Linked DNA regions of Homo sapiens: region 1 is linked to region 2. A link is an interaction called in ENCODE POLR2A ChIA-PET data of the cell type or tissue named here. Cell type or tissue: PC-9. All regions are shown on one strand. Each heading gives the region's core, and the rest is flanking DNA. Links, peaks and the distances in the headings are about the cores only. Region 1 holds the start of OR10A3 (olfactory receptor family 10 subfamily A member 3). Region 2 overlaps EIF3F (eukaryotic translation initiation factor 3 subunit F).

Region 1 (2,917 bases), core at 330-2,829, 54 kb after region 2:
TCTGGATAAAGCCAAGCCTACAGATTTATTCATCCCTATACTTTGCTGGAACTGAGCTAATAGTCTTATTGATTGCTCAAATCAGTGTGAACTTAACTCTGAGTCCTCTGATTGTTACATATACTTTGTGAAGTTAATAACATTATCTTGATTTTATCAAAAAAGTAATAGAGCCAGAGAAGAGACATGATGCTCAAAGTCATATTAGTTCAGATGTTTTGACTTCAAGTTAAAAAGTTTCGACTATAAAATTATCTAAAAGACTTTCCCCCAAAATTTAGTATTTCCATATTACTACTAGAAAATATAAGTTTTGGTATCTCCAGGCTTTCCACAAAGTAACTTCAATTTACTTGCCATAACACATTTCCTACCATTGCACAAACTGTCTATCTTGTCCAATCAGATCCTCTGTCCAAATCACTCTGCCTTTACTCACGCTCACATTCTTTTCTCCCTTCTGCATTTGTGCCTATTTATTAACATTCATTCAGTCTCTGCTTTCATTTCTTAATGGGAAAGGTCTTGGTGGAATTGGGTCTCTCATGTGAAGAGGTGTTAATTCCCTATGGAAACCTGGAAGAGTCGTATTCCAAGTTTGTGCAGCGGAGATTCCTTGCCCCCATACAGGAAAGTCTGTATAAATTGTGTGTCAGTTCTCCAGAGAAGATTTCTCTCAGGGCATAAAATTTAATGCAGTATAATTTAAAATCAATGCATTGAATCACTAAGTTGTATTTAGGAAGTGCTTTTTAATTGAAGAGGTAAAACATAAATGGGATGAAAATCAGGGACAGTGAATAGATAAGGATCTGAAGATTCTGCTTTGGTACTTGTTGGTGGGTTTGCCTTCTGTAGTTATCCTCACTGATAATTGGAGATACTTATCAAGTGATAACTCAATGCTCAGGTAAGAAAGTCAATTGCTGTGCCCTTCATATTCACATAAAAGTTCGACAGTAATTAGATCTATAGACGGTTTGCTTGCACAAACCATCAATTCTTAGAGGTATGTAGTTGAGGGAGCGGGGTGAAAGCGGTCAGAAATAAGTCCAATTGGTTAGAAAGATGAAACCCTGATGAGGGAGTTATTTGCCCAAGATTATACAGAAAGTTAATGCCAGAGCCAGTAGAACATATCAGTGAATTAGCTAAATCAGCATTATGTTGTTTTATGTTAAAGGGAAAAGATGGAGCATTTAAGTTCAGCTTAAAAAAATTACTCATGAAGGCAGTAATTTAGATTTGTTTTGTAACTTTGCTTTATCAGCTCCTTAAAAGTTGCCCATTTTTAGTAGGATACTCTAAATTTTCTCATTTTACAAACGTATTTGGTTTTATAGGCCTGGAGCTGAAAATGTAGTTTTGTCTATTAAAATGATACTTAGGCATTTTTTTTTCCTGCCAAGTCTATTTTAGGAGATTTTTTACATCCAAAAAATTTTGTTATAGTTAAAACATATATTTGGTTTTTAATATCACTATGGTCAGACTCAATAAATCAATTGCCTTTTCCTCTCTGCTAATGTCCTAATGATATGAAATCAAGATGTCTTCAGCTTGCTGTGTCCTCTCCTCCTGGCTTCCTCTTGTCCCACAGTAAAATTCTGCTGGTTTTTGAAGCATCACACAAAGTCCAGTTTGGAGGTCCATGCTAGTACTAAGGTGTCATTGAATACCTTCTATCTGAGCAAGGCAGCCTTCCTCCTTATGCTTTTTCTCCTCTGCTTAATGGACCTTCCACCCTTGTCATCTTGTGATTATGGTTTCCCACCCTCACTGTCCATTCAGAAGTAATGTTTCCCTCATTTACATTCCTAAAGCAATTGTTATCACTCTAGTTCCCCTTAAATGCCAGCCTGAGAAGTGGGCATTGTATTTTACTGATAAGGGGAGACTCTGAAGTTTCTCGGAGGGAGGGTGATATTATTTTGTCAGAAATTTGAGGTACAGATTGGAGGAACGGGTATAAAACATGGAATAGCCAGTTAGGTTTCCGTTTAAAGGTAGAGGAGGTGAAGGGAGAGGAAAAGAGGCAGTGAGGTGGAGCGTGTCAGCGGGGATGGACTCGTGAGGCCAGGAGGACTCCAGATTTTAAAGACTTGTGGGCCCTGACAGTGAAGGGAATACTGGGAGACAAGGATTGTTGCTCTGGTTGAGAGCAGAGAGAATGAAGTCGCTTTGCCCTGAGAGTGGCTCTGGAGGGGCAGTTGGATTGGGAAGAAAATGGTCATCTCCGCATGGGACTGGCAGGCCCAAAGTGACTCAGGCAGCATGTGTGCTGCCTATGTGCCCACCCACCACTACTCCATGTTCCCTTCAGCCCAGCTCCCATCTGATTGGAGTTGAGGCCTTGCAGCCTGCAGTTTTCTATCAACAAATTAGAGAAACACCTATGTCAGAGCCAGAAGGGATCATTCTGCTGCTTCTAACCCATACAGATGGGGAACCCAAGTGCAGCAGAGGCAGAGACCCATCTTGGAGACAGTGGCAGAGTTAGGACTGCAGCCAAGTTCCAGACTAGCTCGCAATCCAGGCGTAACCAAAACTCAGGTTCAGTTGCTCTTTGCTTGAAGAATCCAACTAAGGGAAGAGGTATAGGCTCCTGCCTTTAAGGACACTGCTTCACTTTTTGGAAAGAAAGCAGAGGCTTTTAAAGGGGAACTTGGCATTAAGAGAGGAGAGAGAGAGCAACCTACAAAACAAAGATGTTGCCAGATAACATTTACTGTTATTTTGTACTTTAAAAACAAGATTTCTGAACCAAAATACTTCACTTCTTTATTTGTATTTTAAAGATTCACTATTACAAGTCATTGGCCATTCTTCAAAAGTGCCAACCTGAAGTTCTGTCAAAATGAGCTTGTCATTACATCTGCTGTCAAGAATTCCAGACTTGAACTCACAGCTATGGGAT
Region 2 (2,917 bases), core at 206-2,705:
GGATACCAGAGGAAATGGATGTCTGAAGTTACACAGGCAAGTACTCTAGCCTACAAGGCCTCTGGGAAATGCCATCTAGTCTTTGCTTAAATTGAGCCACTGGCAGACCTCAGTATAACTCAAGGCTCTATCCTCGAGTTACAGATAGCACCTAAGAATTTTCTGAAGTTTTGGGGAAACCTCTTTAATCTTTAACCCACAGATCTTAATTCTGCCTCCCCGAACCAAAGTGGCAAAGAGCTCCATCTTACTATTAATGTATTTTAAGATAGTGACTACACACTCTACTCTTTTAGTTCAGATTAAGCATCCAATTTTCTTAGCTATTTTTTCTCCATGGATTCTTATTTTCATTTCCTGTAGAAATCACATGAATCCTCAAGAAAAGGTTGTTTTGCCAATGGACACCTTTCCATATTGAAAACCAAAAGAACAGTTTGGTAAAACAGTAACATGCCAAACACATAACCAACTTCTCTACCTACAATATTCACTTCCTAGTTTCTGTGTGATCTAAAACATTTTCCTCCCTTCCACCCGGCAATAAACTCACATAAGATGAAATTAATTTACAAAAGGTAGGCTCCGTTTATTAGAGTCACACACAACTGACTATCTCAGTGTGACTCAAGACCACAAAAAACCCATTTCTCCTTCACTTCTGAGTCCTGGGGTTAATACCTAGACCAGCAAGTGTACTGCTTGGGGTCCATTCACAGGTTTACAAGTTTTTCATTGAGTGCAATCTGTGACTGTGTGAGGTTGGCCAGGTAGGTCACCATCAAAAGGTCCTGGAAGACAAAGAATACACAATGAGTGGGGGGTTGGGTGGAAAGGGAGCAAAAAGGCTGGCTTTGGCCAGCTCTATGGTAGACACTGGGTATGAGGACAGCTGTGGATAAATGACAGCTAGGAGAGACTGAATAAAAGTCAAAAAGGTAGAAGACAGAAAGGAAATGCTTGAGAAGGCTTTCTTATCTCTACTGATACACTTATAGACTAGGGGTGCCTTAGCTGAAACCCATGGATGGAATATAGGGGGTCTGTGAACTCAGATGGGGGAAATAAGTAATTGCATTTTCATTAACCTCTGAATTTTAGTGTTTCTTTCCATCACGAATTTAGACAGTAAGTCACAGTAGTATCAGCAGTAAATGAGACAATGGAATCATGGGAGAAGGAAGGAAGTCTCCAACCACGCATAACACACCTCTTCCTTCCTCCCAACCTGGACTTCAGTGGGGCTATAGGTGAAGCCCTGTCTCTATCCTACTCCAGGTCACCTCACCCAACTCTTTTCACATTTGAGTGTATGTGCTGAGGTGGGGGAAGAAACCAGGCAAGAAGGGGCTCAGGAAGGGCACTCACATTGATGTTGCTGTTGAGCATGGTCTCAAAGTCATCGGGAACTATTTTCGGTACTTGGTTAACCAGGCTCATCAGGAAGCGGCCCACAGTATTGTCAGCTGACACCTTTCCAGACTGAGTACCAAAACAAAGACTCGATGAGGCAGTTAATTATAACCACTGAGCCCTACCATTTCATCAGCACATGCCTCAGTGATCCCAGGATAGAGAACTATGTCCTCCCCCTTTGTTTTTTCTTTCCCCTCTCACCAGTACATCCTCTGCATATTGCAACACTGTACTCAGGGCATCCTGGATGCGAGCTGATGCCCCTCCTACTTGCTGCAAGTCACTTGAGAGTCCAATCACTCTGTTGGGGCTAAAGCAGGTCTTCATGATCAGGTCAACTATGGAAGTTGGTTGGCAGGGTGGCAGCGGCAGTGGTGGGCAGTAAGAGAGAGAATTCAGTCATCCCACCAGGAAAGAGATGGTCTTAACGTCCTACTAACTCTGTTTCCCAACTCCCCTTAGACTCAGTCTGCTCAGTCACACTTCCTGCTGTGCCCTTATCAGCTTTTCTTCCTCCTAATAGAGCTCAACTCCTTTTACCTGGTATGCTCATCACCGGTTTTGATCTCATGTGAATGGTATGTGGCCTCTGGTGCTGATCATTTCCCACCTTTAACAGTTTCTCAAATAACTCCTTAAATCCCATTTATACAAGAGATGACTGTGACTTCTAGTCTTCACAAACCTTAGATCAATAGTCCCTTTTCAAACCACCCAAGGCCTCCGTCCATGTTGCAGACTAGCAGCCCCCTTCCCTGAAAATGCCTATGGCCTCTCGCGAGTGTATGGAAAGGTTACTCACCTCCGATGCGTTCAGTGTCGTAGTACGCGTATTTCACTGTCAGAGGCGTGAACATCACTCCCATGGTCCTCCCAGGGACTCCCATTAAAGTGCTGCGGAAGGAGAAGCCAAAGTAAACAGATGGCCTTGGGAGAGGGTTTCCATGTCTATTCTGGGCTGAGAAAGCAGATACAGCAGGAATATGGCTCTCAAGGTTCTGATAGAAAGGGTGGGACCAAATGAACCCCAGAGGTCTCATGGGAGCAAAAGTTACTTTCTCCCCTTAGCTTTTCCCACATACCAAACCCTTGATCTGTAAGGGGGGCCTTTGCATTTGGCCTGGTCCCTTTAGAGGATTACTTCACACACGGTGCAGTGTCAGTGACGAGAGGACAGGACTCAATTACCCCGTAGAGCTGGCTGTCTAGACAGCTACCTACCATGGAAAGGAGACAGAGACAAATCTTTTCGGGGACTACGCCCTTCATCAGCATTGAAAAAGGAAACCAACTCCTGCCCACCAAATTACATTGGGTGCTATAAGTCATCTCACTAAAGGTATTCTTTTTACTATGTCAATTATATACCTGGATCTATACTTTACTATGTCAACTATATATATCTTTCTCTATCTACATATATATACATATATATAGTTGGATCTTATATATATATTGTATATACTGGATCCATATATATATATATACTGGATCTTGAGGA

Evidence for each region. Peaks named below come from ENCODE experiments on the same cell type or tissue, not always from the same donor. Only the 100,000 strongest peaks of a DNase experiment are listed, where the experiment ranks them.
Region 1: POLR2A ChIA-PET joins it to region 2 with 10 read pairs; 3 of 35 experiments call an interaction of 5 or more read pairs at or near these places.

Annotation. Positions count from the first base shown.
Region 1 is chr11:7,939,580-7,942,496 of GRCh38, reverse strand. It overlaps OR10A3 (olfactory receptor family 10 subfamily A member 3), which reads left to right and starts at 789. Exons shown (of 2, transcript NM_001003745.2): 1 at 789-910; 2 at 2,799-2,917. In PC-9, for the core only: no CTCF peak of the experiment used is centred there; no DNase peak of the experiment used is centred there.
Region 2 is chr11:7,993,819-7,996,735 of GRCh38, reverse strand. EIF3F (eukaryotic translation initiation factor 3 subunit F) reads right to left here. Exons shown (of 8, transcript NM_003754.3): 5 at 2,219-2,310; 6 at 1,618-1,754; 7 at 1,369-1,482; 8 at 1-791. The coding sequence ends at 714. Among named protein-coding and RNA genes, the nearest start is that of EIF3F, 7.9 kb to the right of the region's middle. RefSeq lists an enhancer at 853-2,052. In PC-9, for the core only: no CTCF peak of the experiment used is centred there; no DNase peak of the experiment used is centred there.